Linked DNA regions of Mus musculus: region 1 is linked to region 2. A link is a loop called in an ENCODE intact Hi-C map of the cell type or tissue named here. Cell type or tissue: gastrocnemius. All regions are shown on one strand. Each heading gives the region's core, and the rest is flanking DNA. Links, peaks and the distances in the headings are about the cores only. Region 1 overlaps Rasa3 (RAS p21 protein activator 3). Region 2 holds the start of Rasa3 (RAS p21 protein activator 3).

Region 1 (5,366 bases), core at 189-5,188, 82 kb after region 2:
AAACAAAGGAGGTTGGGGTTGCCAGCTACCTGTCACCCTTCTAGAAGCATTCATGAAAATTAACTTCATGGAGAATGAGACTTGAATGCTCTGGCCTCCCCATGGAGATCGCAGCCCTCTTGGGAGAGTCTTTCCTGCTGGGTCTCACTATAACATGCCCTGGACATATGCATTCGTAGCATTCCTAGGGGCCACATGTCTGCGTGTCCACATGTCCTTTTTTTATGCTTTTAAGCCCATTACCTCTCCAAGTCTGAGTTTCTAGGTCTGGCACCTTCTGGCACAAGTACCAGCCACTTGAAGGGCCACAGATTTCCCACAATCCTTGTCTGCTTGTGACACCATCCTTGTGCCTTACAGGGCAAGGTCCACCTGGAGCTGAGACTAAGTGAGGTCATTACGGACACTGGTGTCGTCTGCCACAAACTCGCTGCACGGTAAGTCACCTGGGGAACTGAGGACATACTGCGTTTCTCCAGAGGTGGCCTCTCTCATCCCTCCTGCCCCCCTGGAGCTGATGCTTACCCACCCCGGGCGTGATGTGCAGCTCCTGCAGGTAGCCTGACTTACTCAATCGTACTTCCTACTAATACTTCATACTTCATACCACACTTCAGCTGAGAAGGGGGCCCTGCTTTCCAGAGCTAGAAATAGAAATGAGCAGACATGCAGGGGGACTGGAGCAACAACAGTGAGGTCACGTGGGTGGGTATGGACACATGAGGTCACTCCTAGCTAGAGTTAATCCCTGGACTTAGCAGCAGAGCACTCGGCAGCACCTCTATAAGGGTAGCAGGCTCTATAGCTATCTGTGGCTCCAGGGGAATGTAGATAGACACATTCCACTTTGCATTCAGACTTCAGGTCGGCTCCACCCTGGCACTGTACACCAAGTTGAGACCTGCCCTTTCATATCATGCCCCTAAATATACAAGACAGATTCATTGCTTCCTCTCCTTCTATCAAGTGCTACTCCACTATAACAAGATGGCTTTCAGGTCTCAGAGGCGCCCCCTCTCCCTCCACGAGGGACTCAAGCTGTGTCTTGGAGAGTCTTCCATGTGGTTGGGCAAGTAGAAGTGAGCTCTGGTGATTAAGAATGCCACCATGTTTTTCTGTTACTGTAACAAAATACCCGAGGCCAGGCAACTTACAAAGAACAGAGACTTGTCCACCACAGTTAAGGCCTTGTGCTGTGTCCTAATACAGAGGAACACCCCACAGTGAAACTGACAACCGGCTGGCTACTGGCTGAGCCTTCATCTCGCTACCCTGAGTGTGGTGGCTGTGTTTCAGGAGCTGTAAGGAGGCCTCAGCCAAGAGAAAAAGTCTGTTTGCAATAAAGATATAGGAGAGTGATCCTGAGAAAAGGGGGTCAGAGACTAATCCTGCCGTGGCCACTGGACACACCTAGCCGCCTTCAGCTGTCCAGTAAAGATGAAAAGGGAAGGTTAGCAACCCCACCCCTCAGTGCAGCAGTGGGACCCAAGCTGCCCACGTAGGCTTGGTCAGGAATTAGTGTAGATGCCACCTTCCGAGACATCTCCGTATACTGTGTTTCCCTGTTGAGCTCCTCACTGGTAATATGGTGCCATAACTCAACATCCCCGCACCAACTCAGCGAAGGCACATCTTGAGGGTTCAGTTGAAGAGCAAAGCCCATGACTATTAAACACACAACGCCACAGTTCTTGTACTTTAAACTCAAGATTTGGGGACTTACTGGGTTTCCAATTCTTCCTTTCGGGACTGGAGACTTGGTGGACGTTTTCTTATTATTCTCATTCACACAGATATGTCCTTGTGGCAGAACCTTCCCCTAATGAGTAAAGATTTCAAGGGACCAATCACTGGGCGGGACAGAGGCGGGACTTCTGGGTGGGAGAGAGGAAGATGGGAGGCAGGAGAAAGATACTTTTCTGCCAGTGCCATGACGGCGGTAGCATGGATTACCATTTAATTTTCCACGCAACATGCCCTGTGTTCGTGAACCTTGATTCCTGAAAAGTTGGACTTAGACAAGTGCACAGTGTGGGGCTATCCCTGATTCTAAGCCAGATAAACATGGCTTCTGGATCTCAAGGATCCCAGATTTGGGCTGCAGAAGGCTTGGTGGTTAAGAGCATCTGCTGCTCTTGCAGAGGACCAGCGTTTCATCCCCAGCACCCACTCTTGGCTAGTTCACCAGCTCCGGAGCCAGGGAACCCTTAGTGTTCTTCTAGCCTCCTAAACTTCACAGAGGCTAACATCTGCCTCAAAGGCCAGTATCAATGGAGACGGGAACTAAAAACCAAGAGTCAGCCGAAAGCCTAGATACGGAACTCACAGGCCGGTGTAGGCAAATACTGGTGTCAAAATACATAGACAACCGTGATCCGTCACTGTAGATCTCCTGCCTATAGGCAGTTGTGGGATTCCAGGCTGAGAGCTTGCACTCCCAGGAGGCAAGAGGGGACCCATGAAGGAGTTATGAGTGCAGGCCTCTGAGCAGCAGAGGGCAGTGCTGGCCCTGGGTGACACGCTGGTACTTAGCTGTCTGTCACCTAGGTGCTTTGGAGAGGCTGTGATGGTGGTAGCCAGAGGGCTCGATACCCTAAGACGTAGTTTGATGAAGGCCACCTGCTTGGACCCCTGTCCTTCGGCAGCATTTGGTAACTGCTGATCCACATTCTTGCCAGAACTTGCCAGGCTATAGCACACCTGGCCCGGTAAGTACTGGCTTGGCACATCCTTTCCCTGACCACTGTCTTCTGTGTCTCAGCATCTTCGAGTGCCAGGGTCTCCCCATTGTGAACGGGCAGTGTGACCCTTACGCCACAGTGACGCTGGCCGGACCCTTCAGGCAAGTTGTCCCTTTGATGCCCTGCCCTGCCAGTTTCAGTTCTGGGTTATGGGGGCTGGGGGGTGGGGGCGGGGTAAAGCCCTGGAGCCAAGAGGTTGGCACCTTTTTTAACGGGAGGGCAGGTATACTTTGAAGTAGGATGTGTTTTATAGATTTATAGGTTTATTGCTGTAAACTGTCTTTGTTTCCCGGAAAGCCTTTGTGAGCCTTGTACTGGGTATTTTGGGCTCAGAAAAGGTCCCTGCTTTACATACCATCTGGGAGTGGAGAGAGACAATACTTGCGAGATAAATAAAGGTGGTAAACAACTGTATGCTTGACAGCTTGGTTTCAAACCCATCTGGAGCTGACGGCCATTTTTTTTTCTTTCTCCCAACCAATCCTTCCTTTCTTCACTACAGGTCTGAAGCAAAGAAAACGAAGGTGAAGAAGAAAACCAACAACCCCCAGTTTGACGAGGTGTTTTATTTTGAGGTCGGTGCTTCGGTGGGAAGAACCTTGAGCCTCAGCAGAGACCCGGAGCAAGTCACATGACTGTGTCTCGGGTGCTGTCCTGGCCCAGCCCAGGGAGCCTCGGATCTGGATGGCATTTGGTTCCCTTAGAGATTCCCTCAGTCTCAGGAGACCAAAGCCAAGTGTCTCTTCCTGAGCCATCTGGCTCCAGTCAGAAGAGGCAGATGGAATGGCCGAGTCACAGTTACCAGGACACAGGGTTGGGTTGTTTGGCTTTGAGGCTTGTGCTTCACCACAGCTTCCCCAAGCAGGGCGAGGTTCGTTTCTCCGGAAACGTGAGGGTTTGAGCAAAAAAAGGGGAAGTGATTCAGCCCAGAGCACCCTGGGGCCTCTCGGAACCAGAGCGGGCGAGTCAAGAAGGGTGAGGCTGGAGGCTCCTCTCAGCCTTGGTGCCTGTTGTTTGTGCTTCAGCACCAGGTTTGGGGGGGTTGGGGAGACAAGCAAAGCCTCGGTTCCCACCTTCAGAGCCTACCACACAGGAGGAGGGAAAGGGAAAGATGGAGGTGGCTCATAGCCTCATGTTATGGTGATCTGTCCATAACATGCTGGTCCAACTCTGTAACTCCCTTGCACTCAGAAAAATCGCCACAAGTTTAAAGACAGACTGGTCTACATAGCCACTTTTAGATTAAGGGATGTTAAATAGCTAGACCTTAATTTTTAAGAAGTGTGGGATGCCGGGGGTGGGGGGGTGGGGGGTGCCCCAGTCAGTAAAGTATTGGACAAGCAAACATAGAGACCTGAGTTCAGGTCCCCAAAACCCACTAAAAATCCAGGTATGGGCGTGCACGCCTGTGATTCTAGTTCTTAGGGTGAGGAGACAGGTGGGTCCTTGATATTCATTGGCTAGCCAAATCAGTGAAAAGAAACCCTGTCTCAAAAATAACAGTGAGGATCAGTTGAGGAAAGACATCCTACAGCAACTTTTGACCTACACACATACACACACACTGCACAGATACAAAAACACAGTTAATAGATTTTTTAAAAAAAAGCCACACAGCTTCGGTGGCATGGAGGCCTGCTATAGTGCTGCAGAGGGTGGGGCTTCTCAAGTGTGGGTTCCTGAGTAGCCTGAGTGGGGCTCCTGACCTGAGACTGGTCCTGTCAGAGCCATGGGGACTCTGTAATTCTGCATAATCAAGGGTGCTGTGGGATCAAGTTAGGAGTCAGAACAGTGGACAATCTTCAGAGCCAATCCCATGAACTCCTCTGTAATGGAGGCTAGGTGGAAGCAGGGAGCAAGAGGCCTGAAGGCAGGTCTACGGCCTGAGGGGTGCGGGGAGCAGTGGTGGGGAGTAGTACTCCACCACTGTGTGGCTAGGAAACCCTTTCCATACAGGCAGTCGGAGAGCTCACAGAGCGGGACAAGGCAGTGGGCGCTCACTCCAACCGCAGGCTCTCCCGCTATGCATGAACTTGCGGTCAGAAAATATCAGTTTAGTAGGTTTTGAAAATCAAAGCCAGCAGTGTCTGTCCTTGTCTGAGGCCCCTGAAGTACCTCCACTGGGCTGTTAGGGTATGGTAGGAGCGAGGGCAGACTCTTCTAAAACCATATCTGCTCTGGTGGCAACCTCATTTCTACCGTGTACCTACCGTGTGAGACCCTGCATTTTGGCGCTGTGTGTGGCCAATTTACTTGCTAGAGACATGAGCTCCAGCACATAGGATTAACTCAGTGTCTTGGAGAAGCTTGAGAACCACGTCGTGGGCACCTATAAGACTGCCAAAGGCAGGCGGGGCCCCTGCCCCTCCCATTTCAGACTCCAGGTGCTGCTGTTGCTGCTGTCAATCTTTCCGTCCTGTGACTCAGCAGCTACACCCAGCTTACAAGACTTAGCAGGGCTTGAAATCACTGTTTGACTTAAGCTGGAGACAGATTTGGGGGGGCATGGGAGGAAAGTTAACTGCCTGACCGACTGTGTAGCCCCTCATAGAGTGCATGTTAGGAGGAAGTAGCTTCCCCATCAGTTTTCTCCTAGGCTTCCCTTAGGGTCCTCCTTGCTGGGGA
Region 2 (5,366 bases), core at 103-5,102:
CTCCTCCAGCCAAGCTCAGCTTGGAATTTTCATCCCCAGACCATCCCGGTGTTCGCTCCCTGAGTCTCGAGGGTAGTGTGAATCAGACAGCGCGGTGGTCTGCCACGTGGGCAGATAAGCTACAGGGCTCTCTACCTAGAACTTTCAGCCTGCTAGAGATGGGTCACAGAAGTGACTCCAGTTTCACAATAAACCTGCTGGCCTCAGGCCCTTCTTCACAGAGGAGGGTGGGAAGTGAACATTGTCCATCTTTGTTTATGAGGGATTTCCTGAGGGCTTTGGACTCCTGGACGCTTCAGCAAGTAGCTGTCACAAGTCTGTCAACTTGCTTCTGGGCGCTTCTAAGCCTCAGCAAAGTCTGCTTCTCTCTCCCTGCCTGACAACCTTTTGCTAACTACAGTGTCAACTCATGAATTAGGCTGAGGTAGTGCAGAAAAGGGCTGTGACAGGGTAGGGACAAGCTATTCCTGGAGGCTGCAGACAAACTACAATTCCTTCCATAGCAAGGGGCAGCTCCTGACAGCCTGGGCAGATCTGACCTGGCACCAGAGCTGCAGCAAGGAGGCTAGTGGCTTGAGTCTGTGGTGATTTATTCCCCTTCAAAATCTATCTGCCTCTTCAGGAACATATCTACTGAACCACACTGACCTCCTGTGTCTCTAGGGGCAGCAGCGGTCTCTGTCCTGGGATGTGTTATTACCATTCACCTTCTATTCTGATACCTTGACTGGCCTTCCCAACAGGGATAGCTCTTAGCCTACAGGCTCAAGGCTTGTATGGGTGTTCGGATGTCTACTAAATTTGCCTACACAAACTTCATATTCAACACAATAGTGCCTTCATGAAGCTGAGTATGAGTTAGACTACTGTGAGCCAGTCCTATGAAGGGCTCAGTTGGTTTTTTAGCTTTACAAGTCTGCATTGCATTTGGAGCAAAATGACCTTGGGACTGCAAGCCCTAGCCATCCTGGAAAGATCTAAGTGAAACCCTCTGCTAATCAGCTGCCTGCCCTTGGGATGCCCTTGAGCGGTCTAGCGTGCACCTGTGTGGAGCAGGCACCTCCCGGGTGTCCTCCTCAGAATTCAGCTTCATCTTCGGTAGCAGGCCGTCAGTGTGGAAGCTGCTCACTCTGACTGATTGCCTTTGGTTTTATTAATTAATCCAGGGGAAGCCTTCTCCTGGGAGTGTCTGTCTCTCTCCTGGCTCTCCTGTCCTGGTGGCCATGATGCTACCACATCCTCTTTGATGCTGATGGTTACCAGCTTTCCTGTCAGCTCCTGGTCCCCTTTCTGCCCCTGTCCTCGCTTTTGTCAGGGCCTAGCTCTGCGGCAGCTCAGGGTTAGCTCGTCTAGTCCTTCTACGGGCATCTGTCCCTGTGGGAAGTGCCAGTCTTGGTCAGGTGGTCTGGAGTGGGTAAGAAAGAAGGCTGCACAAGCCAACAGACAAGGCAATAAGTAGCGCTCTCCAGTGGCTTCTGCTTCTGTCAGTCCTTGCATCCAGGTTCCTGCCTTGACTTGATGATGAACTCTGAGGAAAATAAACCAATTCCTCCCCAAGTCCTTTTGTTGGAGAAGGGTCTACTACAGGGTTTCTCTGTGTACTTCTGGCTGTCTTCAAACTTACTCTGCAGATCTGGCTGGTCTTGAATCCAGAGATCTGCCAGTCTCTGTCTCCTGCACTGAGATCACCACCTCTCCCCTCCCCATCTTATTTATTTATTTATTTATTTATTTATTTATGGTTTCCAAGTTGTTTTTGGTCATGGTGCTTTATCACAGTACAGCAGCCCAGCTAAAGCAGTCTTTTGGTGATTTTGTGTCCTTCCCCACCACCACCCCCATCCCTGTCCAGTCATGTGCCTCCTACCCAAGTTCTCTACCACTAAGCTGAGTTCCTGAGCCGGAGATTCAGGGTTTTAGATGTGTTAACCCAGAGCGGCTCCCTCTCTTCCCAGTCAGAGCCTGTCTATGGCACAGCAGCTTCTGGAGGGTTCCAAATCAGCTTCTCTGGAGTTCCAGCACCTTCCTGGGTGTCCTGCCTATACACTGTATTTCTGCTCTTTGGCTGCTGGTGAGAGAGCTACCGTATAGCACCAAGGGATTTTTGTGTCACACCTTTCAGTTGGTGTATCAATGACCTAGCCTCCTGACTCCTCAAGCGATGCCACTTCCGTTTTCAGTCCTACCGAAAGGCAGGCCTCCTTCAAACCCACTGCAGAGGCTATCTCTACCGCCACTCCCCACCCACCAGGGCCTCTGGGAGACACTTCTGTGACTACTATAAGGAACGAGGGACTAGAGCTCTTGGCCCTCTAGGAAAGCTGGGAGTTATGCCAGCTGCAGGAAAAACTTAGTGGAGGGATCGGGGATAGGACCTCACAGTATCGTTGTAGAGATACAACAATTCTAAAGTTGCATACCAATCAAATTGCCAGTAAGCACCAGGTTTGAAGGTTCTGGAATGCTAAATTCAAGGGCCGCGTTGAGGCTGCCCAAGCACACCACAGGGTAAGCAGGGACTGCTTGCTGGGCACAGGGTCCACTTGCCCTCACTTTGACAGCATATCACCTTCTGATTTCTCCAGAGCGATCGGCAGGTGTCACTTTTCTCAGTCGCTGAAGCTGGGGCTAGAGGAAATCTTTTCCTTTCATACCTTTTGTTTGAATATAGCTTTTTAGATTTTAAGTGCGAGTCGGTCTTACGGGACCTGGCGGTCAAAACACAGATCAATACTCACGATCTCTCTTTGTCCCAGGTCCAGAGAGACCGGACCAGCGAGGGCTGTGAAGAGGGACCGCTTCAGGGGCACTCCAAGGCAAGTCCCTTCCGATCCCGCCTTAGAGTCCGCCTCCGCCTCCTTACAGACCCGACCAATGGAATGCAGTGTTTGACAGTAGGCGGAGTCGTACTACCCCACCCCATGCAGAGCCTTAGCCAATGAAGATCGGGGCTCTGGCGAAGGAAGGCGCCCGCAGCCCCGCCCCCGAGCTCTGCCAATGGAAGGGCGCGAGGCGGTGCACCCGGTCAGAGCGCGGACCGCAGCGCGCGGGGCTCTGGGGGCATCCGCAGCTCGGCTCCGTCTGCCGGCTTCTTCCCCTGTCTTGTCCCCCTTCTGCGGCCGCGCTGCCGGGCCCTCGCGCGTTGGCGAGGTCGACAAGCAGCATGGCGGTGGAGGAAGAGGGACTGCGGGTCTTCCAGAGCGTGAGGATCAAGATTGGTGAGGACCGCGGTGGCGTGGGCAACTCCCCAGACCCCTGTTCTTGGTATCCGGCCGGGCTGGACCGGCTCCTCGTGTTTCTCCGCCTAGACTGCCCGGTTCTCCGTGGCATTGCGGGGGAGGAGGGACCTGTATCAGGGGGCGTCTGTTTGTGGGAGTGAGCGCGCGTGGTTGCCTGCGTGTGTCCGTGTGCGCAGCACCGCTCCAGATCCCAGGCGCCTGACTTTACATGCACGAGCACGCGCGGATCCGTCTGGGTGCTCCCACTTCAGGGATCGGGTCTACTGATGTCAGTCTCCTGGTGTCCTCTCCACAGTTGTGCGCAGGAACTTATTTCCCAAGGAGGGGGCGCCCCTTCACCTTTTCGGCTGCTGCAGGCTTCGAGGCCGTGCACGCGCGCGACCGTGTGTGTGTGTGTGTGTGTGTGTGTGTGTGTGTGGTGTCTGCGCGCTGCAGGCCTGGTGATGGAGCCACCAGCACCTCCCCCTCCTTTCATTGAGAACTGGCCGTGGGAGCTGTGGCCGGCAGGCCTGGCATTCAGGCTGCTCTGGGCTGGTCGGGACTTCGGCAGCAACGCTAGGAACGGGGAGTGAAGTGGAACTGGAGAGACCTGGAGAGGACTTCCTGATTTTTTTTTTTTTAACCTGGAGATTTCGTTTTTCCCAGTTGTTTTTTATCTTGTGAGTGACGTGTGAGTCTACTTCCTTACAGTGGTTTTCTGAAGTGACCGTTACACATCAAGTCATTAACACACTGGGCAGGGGCCAATTTTCTTGGAAGGAATTCTGGGTCCTAGTGCACCGTCCCTGTAGTCTTTTCCCTCTGAACTGCGCCCCACATTACTGGCCTGTTCCCATGTGAAAAGGCCCCTAGTGGGTGGCAACAGTCACAGCCTGGTGTCAGTTGTTGATGACATTCGATGCTGTCTGAAGAATGCCAGCTACTCGCAATCAGCGTGTTGCTTCCTGTCCGCTTTATTTTGCTTTTGAATCATCGCCCGAGACAGTTTGATCTTTGGTTCAGAAGCGCTGCGGAGAGCATGTGGTGTTTGGGCTGGAGCAGAGGGCACGGGAGGGATTTCTCTTGCTCTTATGCCTGGAATTGCTGTCAGTTTCCATCTGAGGAAAGGGGCTGCTTTCTGTCCTCTGTGGGCAAAGACTACTTGTGTGAGGGTGGCCAGCTTCAGTTTCCTTCAGCCAGATCCTCTGACCAAGTGAGTCCACCAGGCTCCAGGGGTGCTGTGCCCTTTTGCTCAAGGATCTGGGGAGGTTGCTGTGGAATACTGCTGGGGCAGAATCAGGTCAGTTGGTGAGAAGGGTCCAAGACTTTCTTTCCCTTTCAGTACAGTGTGCTTGCTTCAATCCTAGCATCGGCTACTGTGCACACAGGGAAAGGTTTTAGTTCCATTCAAACAAAGAGGATTTCTTTTCCAGAATGACATAGTAAATAAGACAGGAGGGAAGGAAAGACTTCAGTCTGTCTGCCGGAATCGGGTCTTCACTAGGGGAGCAGCAGAGGGGACAAGTCAGAAGGTCCCTCCTCCGTTGCTAGACGTTGAATAAGGGTATGATTGGAGCCTTCATTGCCTCTGACTGCATAGGGGGATGGTGGCAGTGAGTGAGGTTGGGTAGAGGCGTCTCTGCCTTATCTTTCCTCATCATTTTTTTTCTCAAGAGTATTTACCTGCAGGGCTGCTCAAGAGGGGTGGCCCTGTGCTCTCCGGATGGCGTATGCAGGGAACATAGTAGCTCTGCAGATAGATCCTGCCCTCTCTGGATGGAGTATGCAGGGAACATAGCTCTGCAGATAGATCCTGCCTTCTGTGTCTGAGCACAGATGTGTGTTGGGTTCGCCTTTTGGAATGCAGAAAACATCGGTAGCAACTGGATTGGGTTTGATGTTTCTTGGCTGCCCTGCTTGTTTGATATCACTGGGGTCCCCAGGGAAATCTTATCAGAAGAACAGGACTCCTAGCCAGGTGGGTTAGGTAGCTGGGCTTCCGGTGTGCTTTATAAAAAGCCTAGCAACAGAGGAGGGACCTCTTGGGTTTTCCTTTGCATTTCTGGTTTGTGGTCATATCACTCAATGATTTACATCTGCCCGAAGTGTCACTAGTCGTGACACTAGTTGACTTGAGGGCAGAAGTAT

Evidence for each region. Hi-C counts contacts between places; a loop is a spot of excess contacts. Peaks named below come from ENCODE experiments on the same cell type or tissue, not always from the same donor. Only the 100,000 strongest peaks of a DNase experiment are listed, where the experiment ranks them.
Region 1: it touches region 2 in a loop (4-fold over the local background); 26 of 42 quality-filtered maps call a loop at or near these places.

The regions. Positions count from the first base shown.
Region 1 is chr8:13,593,285-13,598,650 of GRCm38, reverse strand. Rasa3 (RAS p21 protein activator 3) reads left to right here. Exons shown (of 24, transcript NM_009025.2): 5 at 361-437; 6 at 2,762-2,842; 7 at 3,244-3,316. Among named protein-coding and RNA genes, the nearest start is that of Gm34795, 12 kb to the right of the region's middle. In gastrocnemius, for the core only: a CTCF peak has its summit at 2,505 (motif pointing right); a DNase peak (open chromatin) is centred at 3,527; H3K27ac peaks cover 2,304 bases.
Region 2 is chr8:13,675,245-13,680,610 of GRCm38, reverse strand. Rasa3 (RAS p21 protein activator 3) reads left to right here and starts at 3,024. Exons shown (of 24, transcript NM_009025.2): 1 at 3,024-3,218. The coding sequence starts at 3,164. In gastrocnemius, for the core only: CTCF peaks have their summits at 2,593, 3,551 and 4,093; DNase peaks (open chromatin) are centred at 2,967, 3,538, 4,044, 4,955 and 1 more place; H3K4me3 peaks cover 2,799 bases; H3K27ac peaks cover 2,682 bases.